Linked DNA regions of Homo sapiens: region 1 is linked to region 2. Evidence: chromatin contacts called from ENCODE Hi-C data. All regions are on one chromosome and are shown on one strand. Each heading gives the region's core, a stretch centred on a gene start or an enhancer-like site at or near the end of the contact. The rest is flanking DNA. Distances are from core to core; before and after follow the strand shown.

The links. Hi-C counts contacts between places; a loop is a spot of excess contacts on that map. Pooled maps may share reads with other maps.
Region 1: a pooled map shows a loop between it and region 2 (14-fold over the local background). The contact joins the promoter of TIMM8B here to the promoter of MSANTD4 in region 2. A Hi-C loop is called at or near these places in 5 of 50 pooled maps.

The regions. Positions count from the first base shown.
Region 1 is chr11:112,081,694-112,088,005 of GRCh38, forward strand. TIMM8B (translocase of inner mitochondrial membrane 8 homolog B) reads right to left here and starts at 5,063. Exons shown (of 2, transcript NM_012459.4): 1 at 4,947-5,063; 2 at 3,107-3,769. The coding sequence starts at 5,030. The coding sequence ends at 3,602. It overlaps SDHD (succinate dehydrogenase complex subunit D), which reads left to right and starts at 5,180. Exons shown (of 4, transcript NM_003002.4): 1 at 5,180-5,266; 2 at 6,164-6,280. The coding sequence starts at 5,215. It overlaps NKAPD1 (NKAP domain containing 1), which reads left to right. Exons shown (of 6, transcript NM_018195.4): 5 at 289-342; 6 at 772-3,457. The coding sequence ends at 1,279. RefSeq lists enhancers at 4,618-5,817, 5,181-5,450, 6,144-6,312.
Region 2 is chr11:106,017,671-106,023,822 of GRCh38, forward strand. MSANTD4 (Myb/SANT DNA binding domain containing 4 with coiled-coils) reads right to left here and starts at 4,570. Exons shown (of 3, transcript NM_032424.3): 1 at 3,292-4,570. RefSeq lists enhancers at 4,092-4,211, 5,042-5,111 and a silencer at 4,542-4,651.

The DNA.
Region 1 (6,312 bases), core at 3,813-6,312, 6.1 Mb after region 2:
GTGCTTCATAGCTAAAGAGCAGAGTGTAAGAGTTCGTTAGTGTTTCTTAAGGAAAGCAATGGCAAGTTCTCTTACAAATGGACAAAATAATCTTGTATGTCTGAAGTGATAGTGTACAGTACAGGAAATGTAGCTGTTACTGAGCTATAATGGGGGCTTGGTTCTACCATATCTCTACTTTGTGTTTATGTTTGTGTATGCATGTACTCCAAAGTCTTTCTAATGTTGCTTTAATTTCCAAAAATGTATGCATTGCTTTAACAATACATGTGATGTGTCATATTACAGATGGGGTCACAGTGGTTATAAAGAGTTATACCCTGAAGAATTTGAAACAGACAGGTAAGGAAAATAGGCTTACTGAAAGAAACTAAGATGGTACAAAATCTGTATTATAAATTGATTTCTTAACTTTTACGAAGAATATACTTGCCATCAAAAATGTAGCTAGAGAAACAATAGGTGATTTAGTTAGGAGGTGATCCCTGTTTTCCCATTCTCTGGTTGATGTTTGGCATGTCTGTAAGCATTTTGGTTTTTATATATAGTATTCCATACAGTAACTCAGTATGGCAGCTTAGAATTTTTACCTTCATTTTAAAGATGAGGAAACAAAAACTCAATGAGAATATTAAAGTGTTAAAGTATACATTAAAGTGCTTATTTAAAATTCAGATGTTAACCTCAATTTTTTAATCTAGAATGCAAAATATTAAAATAATACGCTTTTTTTTTACATAAAAGCTTCTATTTTTTAACTTTTCTTATTAGTAGTGATCAGCAAGATATTACCAACGGGAAGAAAACATCTCCCCAGGTAAAGTCATCTACCCATGAATCCCGCAAACACAAGAAGTCAAAGAAATCCCACAAAAAAAAGCAGAAAAAAAGGTCACACAAAAAACAGAAGAAAAGCAAAAAGGAAGCCACAGATATAACAGCAGATTCCTCGAGTGAGTTCTCAGAAGAAACTGGGGCTTCTGGTACAAGGAAAGGGAAACAACCACATAAACGCAAGAAAAAATCCAGGAAAAAGTCTCTCAAAAAACCTGCTTTATTCTTAGAGGCAGAAAGTAACACTTCACATTCAGATGATTCAGCATCCAGCAGTTCTGAGGAAAGTGAGGAAAGAGACACTAAGAAAACCAAAAGGAAAAAGAGAGAGAAAAAAGCCCATACCTCTGTAGCCAACAATGAAATACAGGAGAGGACAAACAAACGCACAAATTGGAAAGTAGCTACAGATGAAAGGTCTGCTGAGAGCTCAGAGGATGACTAAATGGGAAACACTTTTGTTTTCCACATGACTGTGGATATTTACAGTTCTTACTCCTTGTGGTTTTGCCAGTGACTCTTGTTCAGCACGGGGCCTGAGGTCAGAGCTGTCTTGTGCCATCTGTATGTTCTGACAGACGTCTTGTCTTCTATTTTGGCGTTAAGCTTGATCCCCTTTTCTTGTTAAAAGGGAATCTGGTATTTTGTTATGAAGGTTTCTTGAAGAGATTATTTTTTTTTGCAATTAATTACGTTTAGTGTAGAGTGCATATACAGCAAATTAAAGGACCCAGAAAGCTGGATCCAATAGTGACCTGGGTACACCAATCGGAATATTGAATTTGGGGAAGTCAAGGGCTGGGATCAAGAGGTGGATTGGAACTAATGCCATGTAGGATGGTATGACAAGGCAACACTGTATTGCTCTCTGTTTATATAGCAGGTGTCACAACTAACTTGTCTTTAGCCTTGGTGCTTTGATCCTTCTATATTTTGACCCCACAGGTGTGGTCCGGTTTACTTAATCAGGACATGGGCCTAAGAACAAACCTTTTCCCTTCATGATAACATCCATAGACAACTTATTAGAAGGGACTAGAGTTTTTGCAAATTTCCCTGCTGGATGGGGCCTATAGCTATACTTAGTATATGCCTAAACATGGTAATTGGATAGTAAATGGTTTTCTAGTTCCATTGCTGTATATTTGCCTAAATGGACTTGTGTTCAAATTATTTCTTCAATTGTCATAGATAATCCTGTACCAAATGGGGAAGAATTAGGAAATAATCATGTTGTCTAATGGTACTCTGGATTCAGGGCAGCAACTGCCATTTAAATGTTGTCTTGTTCATTTCTAAATCTGTTCATGAAGTTTAGGTTTTCCCTGAAACTAAGTTGAATTATTTCCAAAATGAAACAGGCTTCTCAGGGACATATCCACTTCTTCCCAGTCTGCCTTTGGATTAAAGCACCAAGCAGAGACCACATTAATTCCCTTTGCTATACTGTGATCCTTAGTATGTTAATTCTTAAGAAACCAACATATCACTGAAAGAAGGCTGGCAGAACGCAAGTGCATTTTTTCACTGTGGGAAGAAAGATCAAGTGACGTATTATTTTTTCCTGGTTGTCACTTAATGGGCTGAGTAAAAAGCTTGAAAACTCAGACTTTCGGTCTTGGTTCTGCCACTCATTGGTTATGAGGAGGCCCAGAGCAGGTAAGTTCACCTTCCTGGCCTTACTTTCCTGATGTGTAATACGGAATTACTTCACAGTAGCATGACAGTATAAGACACCAGCAGTAGATACAACTATGATGACATTCCATGAGTTGGTATTTTTAGTTCTAACTGCTAAATTTGTTCTCTTTACGGGACAGATTTCTAATAAAGTGCTTGGTCTTAAAATACATGGTTGGACAGAGGTGCCCTATCCCTTAACTATGAGCAGGTGCTACCTTTTGGGATATTTATTTTAAATTTTAATACTTTGGTACTCAATTGTCAGTGTTCCATGGTGTGTATTTTTATTTTTGGGATTAGTGGGGGTCTAAAGGGAGAAGAATAGTCTCTAATTACTACCTCTTAACCTAAAGCAATTATTTTGTTCCTGGAGCAAGTTAAATCTTTGTTGGAAGGAGCTTTGGCCATATATTTTTTAGCATGCATTGTTTCTGTGCCCTGAAAGTACCTGAAAGGTTTTAAGCACAGACTCAGGAAAATGTGCCAGTAGAACAGGCCATCTCCAGGAAATTGGCTCTATTTGGGTCCTGACCTTCCCTTCCTCCCAAGTTAGCAGGCTTGTTCTTTCGCAAGGAATACACATCTTGCCTTTTTTTTTTTTTTTTTGCCATGTTTTCCTTTTCTTGGTCATGTATAAGCAATAAAGCTGTTTTTTGTTCTTCATCTTTCTTAACCCCAAATTTTCTTCTATGCCTTAGGCTTCGATGGTTCTTCCAACCCCCTTAATATGGCTTAGGGTGGTTTTTCAAAACCTACAATCCCCCATTTGCACTACTGGCCATGGAACATTTATTTCTAGTGTTCCTGCCAATCAGAGATCTCTATATTAAATTCTAAAATGGGATTAAAAGAAGAGTTGGAGAATTCACACTTATTGAGTAACTGATGTCATACAACCTGGAATTTCTGAATTCCAAATAAATAAATTTCACTCTTTGAACATTTCATCTTTTACTTTTTAGCACCAACAGACTTGATAACAGCCTGATGCTGATCTGACAATGGGTTGATAGCCTTCCCCCACTGACCCTTAAATCTGCTTAGTAACAAGTCCTTTGCTTCTGTCATTCTCCTGGGGGATGGCCTACTGCCCTCCTTTCTGTACAATCTGGGCAAACCGACTGGTGATGGCAAGAGTGGTGTCAATGAAGCGGTCTACACAGCTGGAGAGACAATTTTCAGTGCGAGAGTCTAGGCGATTCCCTGGCTTCTCCACACATTTATCCCAACATAACTCCATGAAGTGATGCACCTAAAAGGAAAGAAAAATAGTAACCATTGGGGTCTGCAGATAGGCCTAACTCTTGTTTATTAACTTCTCACTTTTTGACACCTGACAAAACCATTCTTTAAATCAACCACGGAGTCACTTTGGGCTCTTCTCTTTCTTCATTTCCTAATTAGTCACCAATATTGATCCAGATCCTCGTCCCTACAGATTGTACATTCTCAGGTAGGACTAATAACCTTTTATATTCCCCAAAGTAGCTAGCACCATTGTGAACCAACTAGGGAACCAATTAATTTTCCCAAACTATTGCACTCATTTTATTCCAAACCTATCCCCTAGACAAGGTAATTCTTCCATTAACCTTTTGGGGGTTATGGATCCACTCCCCAGAAAAATGCACATACAGGCACAGAAATTATGTGCACTGTCATTAGAATGTTCAGGGCCCAAAGATTTCTAGCCAGGGTTCTTGCTGGTCATCCGAGCACCCTCTTCCTCCCACCCAAAAGGAAAAAACCATTTTACCAAGAGCTTACTATTTGTGAGGCTGGGTACTAAGAAATCAGTTCTCTCTAAGGTCCTCAAGGATAGCTGTCATCACCTCCCATTTAAGAGGCGTGATTATGTAGTCCAAGGTCATGTAGCCAGCAAGAAGTCAGGCCGCGTTAGAACCATGTCCGAAGGGCTCCAAACCCTTGTTCTACATCCATAGTCTACAGCGACTACTTCAGAGTCCACCTTCCTCCGATAATGTTCTAGTCGTTTTCAAATACATTGTCGCATATGATCCTCACAATCCAGTGAGGCAGTGGGGTGACGGCGACACCAAAACCCACAGTGGATGAGTATCTTTTCTACGGGCACGTGGCCTGCAAGGAGCAGAGGGAGGATGAGAACCCAGATCTTTCGAATGCCAGCCCAGTCATGTCGCCGGCTAACTAGTCTCCCGTACCCTTGCGTCGCCCAAATCTTCCCTGTTTTACACCTTTTCTTTTCTCCACGCTACGCTTATATACCTGGCACCTGAGCACTACCGGTCACCAGGGACAGGAGAGCCATAACTTTGTCTTTCGTGAGGGGAATGGGATGCAGCCGGGATCGAGCACCAGTGAGCCGCCAGTGTACAGACCTCCGAGCGTGCCCAGGACCACCAAGGAAGGTGAAACTTCCTTTCCCTTCACCCTCCCCGTCCCCGCACCTGTGCAGTAAACTGCGCCTTCTGCTGCTCGGCGGCCACCAGGCGCTGCAACTCCGCTTCATCGGCTTCGCCCAGCTCCGCCATTGTTCGCCTCAGGCTCGCCACCTTCCGACAGCTGTGTTTGCGCATGCGCGACGGGTGTGCACCGCCTCTCGACTTCCGGTTCACCCAGCATTTCCTCTTCCCTGTTTTCTTTCGTCGTCGTGGGTGGGAATTGTCGCCTAAGTGGTTCCGGGTTGGTGGATGACCTTGAGCCCTCAGGAACGAGATGGCGGTTCTCTGGAGGCTGAGTGCCGTTTGCGGTGCCCTAGGAGGCCGAGGTGAGGGGTCTTCCCACCCTGAGGTGCTTAGCGTAGCCTCCAGCCAGGGAAGGGGATGGAAGTGAGGACTCATCTGCCGGGTGGGAGATCTCTTGAGGAGAAGAAAATACCGAAATCACAGCAATGACCACTGTAGTCTAGGGGTCCAGATGTTTACCCGAAGGTATATTTCACTTGCTGTGAGCTGACGAGTTGAGGGAATAATCAGAAAGAGAGCTCCCTCTGGAAGTCGCAGTCCTGATGAGGCTAATCCACATAGCAGTTCTGTTTTCTCCCCGTTCACTGTCCCTAGAATGCTCCCCACTCGCTCCCACCCTGAGTCGGGAAAGAGGGTTAGGAGCTTGCCCATTTCTTCTGGAGTTGGTGTGTTTGGATGTGGGAGTGGAGGGGGGATCAGTTCGAAAATCATTTAACCTGGGCATTTGTGTTACCTCAGGTACTGTAGTAATGCTAGGATACAAATGTGAAGAAAACGTAGTTCCCGCCCTCAACGAGCTTTCATTCTGATGAGGAAAACACTGTCATAGTAGTCCGGGCAAGATGAGGTCCTGAACTAGGAAAGTAGCACAAAGAAAAGAAGATTGTCTCAAGAACTGTTAAAGAGATACGCCAATAGGATTTGGCGATTGAATTTAGGGGAAAAGTCTCTCATGATTTCCAGATTACTGAGTTAGGTTAAAGAATGCCTGAGGTGTCATTAAATAAAGTAGGGAACATGCAGATGTTCCCTGGTCTTAACTTCACAGTAACCCCAGTGAAATAGATGCTATCTTCATTTTACAAATAAGATGTTATCCCCTATTTATTGTTAAGTAGCTTACCTATGGTCATTTAGAAAGTTTGTCAGTCCTGTTAAAGGAGAGGTTCTTATGATCATCCTAATGACTCTTTCCTCAGCTCTGTTGCTTCGAACTCCAGTGGTCAGACCTGCTCATATCTCAGCATTTCTTCAGGACCGACCTATCCCAGAATGGTGTGGAGTGCAGCACATACACTTGTCACCGAGCCACCATTGTATGTTCTCTCCATCGCTGCTGCTTTCTGGG
Region 2 (6,152 bases), core at 3,320-5,819:
ACATGAATACATACTAATTCCATCACATACATTAAAAAGCTATGTCTGTTGAAAATGTTAAGCGATAAAAAAATTTAAGAGAATTTACTGAAAACAGAGAAATGACGTGCATATGAATGATTCTAAATGACAAATGAAGAGCCGAAGTTGGAATCCACAGTGAAAAATAATAAGAAATGAAGAAAAATTATACAATTGAAAAACATTTTTTAGATGTTGCTAGAGCTGTGTCTCTCAAACTATAGCATGTATATGAATCACCTGGGAACCCCATTAAAATGCAGACTCTGATTCAGGTCTGCGGTGGGGCCTGGGATTCTACATTTTTGACAAATGACGTCCTCGGACCGCATCTTGAGTAGCAACAGTCTAGGCTAGAGTGGCACTGTTCAATAGAAATACAATGTAATCTACACACGTAATTTAAAATTTCCTAGTGATCCCAGTGAAGTAAAAATGAAATGAAAAGGTGATTAATATTAACAGCTTTTATTTCACTCCATATGCTGTATAGTCAATATATTATTTCAATATGCAATAATATAAAAATTATCAATGAGAAATTTTCCATTGTTTTCTTTCGCTGTCATTAGAATACAATGTGTACTTTACAGTTACAACATACCTCATTTTGTATTAGTCACATTTCAAGAACCCAATAGAACATGTATTTAGTAGCTAATCTACTCAAAAGTGTAGGTCTATAGCACATCAAAATAACCTAAAGAGCTTTTAAAAATACCTATAACCAGTTCCCATCTCTGACCAATTAAAACAATCTTTGGAATGGGGCCGGGCATTCAGAGTTTAAAAGCTCTCCAAGTGCTTCTCATTTGCAGCCAGGATTGAGAACCACCCAACTAGAGAATCAATGTTAAGAGTTTACTTGGTGAAATATGTACAGAAAGGCAAGGCAGAGAGCAAATGGTGTAGCTCCTAAGAAACTTCCTTTAGGAGATTATTAAGAAAAGACCTCATCTGCCACAAAAGACTTAAAATACAGACAAAGCTGGTTTATTTATGGAAAAATATGCCCAAGAGAATGTTATGTCAAATGCAAGAAGAATATGCTAGTTGTAGGACCAATTCACACTCCTATTTGTTGGAAACACATCAAAAGAATGAATGAAAGCTTAGGTGATTTAGATATAAGAAGAAAAGGACTGCTCTCTTGAGAACCAAATTTTCTTCTAAGTAGAATGTCTTTAGACCCCTATCCATATCTCCATTAGGAAAAATTATGACTGAATTAGTAGTATAAATCAGGAACATGCATTATTAGATGAATTAATTAGGACACTGTGTCATTCAATAGGTATATACTGAGTGTTTAAAACCTTTCAAGGCTTTCCATTGCACTTAAGAGGTAAGTTTACTTCCCTTGCTCTTCCTCTCTTCCTATTGTAAACCCTATCTGAACCCTACCTTTACACTTTCCCATCTACCTTTTCTGGTCTTATCCATCACCTCCAGTACCAACTCCCAACCTACTTTCCCAATCCACCTTCCTCATCAAACATGTACTCACATGTAGGTGGCACACAAACACAATACCAGTCATTTTCAAATCCCTCTAAATTCTAGATCAGTGCTGTCCAATAGAAATGTAAGAGCCCTATATGTAATTTTAAATCCCCAAGTAGCCACATTAAAACGGTAAAAAGAAACAGGTAAAAGTGAGTATTTTATTTAACCCAATATATCCAAAATGTTATTTTGAAATATAATCAATATAAACAATTATTGAGATATTTACATTCAATAATGTAAGGCTACTGGCTACCATACTGGAACAGCACAACTCAAGCCATCATGGTCCCTGACCTTGGACTATCACACATATATTTCCCCAGGTCATCTTCCCCATTTCCATGGTGTCTGCCTTTTCGTCAGGCCAATGCCTACTCATCCTTCAGCACTCTTGTTTAAATGTCTTCTGTTCCAGGATCTCTTCACTGTTCCCATTCACCTAAGTCTGATGTCCTCCCTATGTGCTTCCACTATCAGCTTTATTACACCACTGATTTACATTAGGAGCAATAAGAGATCAGATACGAATATATTATTCCTGCTATCAAATAATTTGCAACTTAGTAAAACACAGATGCATAAAAAAAGTACATAAACAAATTGTAATGAAGTCTGTAACCTGAAGGTTGTGAATACAGACTACCTAAGGCTGTATGCCAATTCCACCACTTAACTAGCTCTGTGATCTCCAGCGAATTACTTAACCTCTTAAACTTGTTTCTTCATCTATAAATGGGAATAATAGACTAATACTCGTGATGTTTTGAAGATTAAAAGAGATAAACCGATTAAGAAGTTTATCATGCCTAAGACATAGTAAGCCCACAAATGTCAGCTATTATCCATTGCCCAGTACAGTATCTGAATGTAATTAACAAATATTTCTTCACTGGATGAATAATGCAAATATACAAAAACTACAATAAAGAAATACTAACAAAATACTCTGGATATTCATAAGAAAGACAAATCTTTGATGGGATCAAGGAATGTTTTGAGTCAGAATCAGCATTTGATTTGGGTCTTATAAAACAGACTAATGAGGGACAGAAATAAAAGAAAGAAGTATCAGGAATTAAAGCTGGAAAATTAGGATAGTGCCAAGCAGCAAATCTTACTAAGCGAATTCTGGCTTAATAAGACTATTATTTGCTAAAAATGAACTGAAAGAGACAAATATAACTGTGAAAGTTTTTTGAAATTCAAGCAGGCTACCATTAATATGGAAGAACTGTTACTGTAGTAACATATAAATATATAACCAATATAAGTATATAATAAAAATGATTGAAGTTGTCGAGAGTCCAAATTTATGCAGATATCCACCGTAAGATTTTGCTCTTAGAATCTGAGATCAATTTAGAAATCGCATTGTTGTAAATGTATTGGTACATGGTAGAAATAGCAGTCCTTTTGAAGTACCACTGAGTCAATATATTTTTAAAGTTTGACAGCAGCTGTTGCTATTTGCAGGGCCTATTTTTGACCAACAATTCCTAACTCCATATCTCTAACTTACAAAGTGGTATCCCGTTGTCCTGACTGATCTATTCTGAACTGATGAACTATTTCATTTAATCAAATGGGCTTTAATACATTTTTAACCTGACTGAAATTGATATTGGGATGCACCTTAGATACCCAGTCTTGGCTTAATTGTGTGAAAATCTTCTTCTAAAACCTTGATATTTTCTGATTAAGTGCAAGAAAGTGCCAGCATTGATGCATCTTGAGTTGTTGAAGTTCTGTAGATATGCTTACCTGGATAAAAGCCATTTCCAGAAATGTTTGTCTTCCTGTCCTCTCCTTTATATGCCGGTATCCAAGTAACAGAAGCTTGGGTTTTCTACCATCCATTCATTCCCCAATAATTTCCTCAAAAAATACTTACTGAGCTCCTACTGTGTGAAAGGCACTATTTTTGGTGCTGGGGATATAACACCTCATAAAATGTGAAAATATGTCATTTTAGATGTCAAACACTATCCCTTTTCTATTGCCTGTCATCGCTCTCTTAGCAGAAAGGATTCAACAGCTGCAGTCTCTAAAACTTACAAACCTTCTATGCCCAATCACAGAGAACAGCCATTTTCTAAAATCCCATTTCACAATCGTTCTTCACTAGTTGGAAACAGGAATGAGATGTAGTTCACTTACGTAATCCTTGTGAAGATGATGTACTGCCAATGGCATAATATAACCAGGCAACTTTTTACAAGCACTAAAACTTGAGAATGAAGTTCCTAGATACTTCATGATAAGTCAGAATTAAGAAGTCTGAGAAAAACCAGACGGCAAGTTCCGGATCAAAAAAATTTGAGGGTAAATTAGTTAAGCAGTTCAAGAAGAAAAGCATCACAAATCTACAATATCAAACCCTACCCAAATTCTCTTTAAAGTGTGGCTTTCCCCTCCCCTATATTCTTATAGGGGATTCACTTCCCTGCCAAAAAGTATGTTCTTCTCTAAAACTCGTGGTAGGTGCATAACAAGTATACTTATGGGTCGACGGTTATCAAAGTATCTTTCACCTCCCTCCCGCTGCCTCCTTTGGGACCGTCCAAAAAGAGCCCCTGGGAAGAATCGAGTTAGACTGGGCTCCCGGAAGGCCACCCAGGGGAGCAGGGGCGCGCACCTGCCTCGGCCACAATGATGAGGTTGCTGCTGGTAGGAGTCCCGGTGGGAGTCGGGGCAACCTGGAAGATCTCCTCTCTCTGGGTATTAAATGAGAGTCCCGACTGAGTGCCCAGAAACTTCTGCAGTCTTGTTTCCGTGGCCTGGGCCCTCCCCAGCCTCCCCGGTCAGGCGACAGACGCGCGTGGCACTTCTCCCGAGCGTGCAGTCCCGCTACGTCGCAGCCCTTGGACCAAACCCGGCAGCAAGCGTTGCGCCAATTGCCGCTGACCCCTCCGGGACCCTACCCACTGCGAGGGCACCCACTGGTCACGGAGCCGCCGCTTCCCTGGCCGCCTCCTCCAGCATAGAACCGCTCACCTGCGACCCCGGCGGCACCTCCCCACGGTCGCCCCAAGGGGGGTAGGAAAAAAGATGCTTCATTGATCCCCCGCCCACTAACTGGGCCCGCCCATCTCCCGCCACCCCAATGGCTCATATGGCTGCCGCTCATTTGATGAGTCTCATCCATTGGTTAGAATGGTGTAGCCATTCTGGCTGAGAGCCCGCCCTAGGCCTGGCCTCACAATGGGAATCAAGTCCCAAACCGGTTCCGGGTTAGTGCCCTGGAATTCCGCCCCCTCGTGATTCACCTCCCTGTCTGTGCCCCGTCTGTGGCGCGCAGCTCTGTCAGTCAAGTGGACTCTAGGAAGGGATTGGCCCCTAGAGATCCGCTTGCTGCGCTGTTCCAACTGATTGGGGCACTGGCCGCTGCATCTCCAAACTCGTCTCTTGTCCTTGACCCTCACCTGTTAAAAGGGCAAAGAAGAAGTAGGAAACTTGTGCTGCTCCAGTCGGGTTCTTAGGCCAGCATCACCTTCTCCTCGACCAGCTGCGACCTAATTGGCCTCAGCCATTCCTCTAAGGCTGCCCGTGCCAAAGGTCGCTGGTGACTTCCTTATGGCTAAATCTAGGAGTCACTTCTTAGTCCTTATCATACTATATACTTCCCAGAAGACATTTGAATTTTTTTTTTTTTTTTTTTTTTTTTTTACCATTCTTCACTGTTTCCCCAAATATGTGCTTCTGCTTTCTTCTCTCCCAGTCCTCCTCTATATTCAAGTTTGCAGTTGCTTATTTTCTGCCGTCTCACGTTCAGGTGTTTGTGATTAGTGCACCTTTCTTCCCGCTGCCTCTGTCCAGGCCTCTGTGGACTCACCTGAATTCCATCAGTAGCCTCCTAGCTGGTCTCCCAACATCCTGTCTGCCGGACTGTAGTTCATTCTTCACGTTGTAGCCAAAATGAGCTGCTTAAAGTTTTTTAGTGGAATCTCACCACTGGTGATACAGTACAAACTCCTTATCGAACCTGAAAAATAAGGCACCTACTTTTCCCTCAACCTTCATCTCTCGACATTATACCCACATTTCTTCTTCCTTACCCCATTCCCTTTGCTTCTTTCAGTTCCTGAACTCTACAGTGGCTACTGGGAAGTCAGTTTGCATTGCTGTGTTTCCTCCCTGCTTCTCCGCTATGCCTAGCATTCATTTTTAGAAATTCCTTTCTAAAGGAAGGCTTCCAAAATTATCTCCATTCACCCTCCCTCCACTTCCAAGTATTCCCTTCCCTGTAGGTTTGCCAGATAAAAACAGGACGCTCAGTTAAATTTGAAGTTCAGATAAAAAGCAAATAATTTTTAATCTGTCCAATGGAATATTTGGTATCCATATGTTTATTTGCTAAATTTAAAAAAATAAAAATTTTTGTTTACTAAATCTGCAAGCCTACTTCAGCGAGCTCTCATCACGGCCTTTCCTCTGACAGCACTTCCCACATATTTTATGTGGGTGGGGCTTTTCTTGTTTACTGTTGTGAATAACACAGTGCCTAGAATGTAACAGACAAAAAAGATTTGGTAAATAAATGGTGGAATATTCTGGAGGAATGGTGCATCCTTGCTGGATATTCTTGGAGGAACTCTCCCATAAAATAGGAAGTAATTATGAAA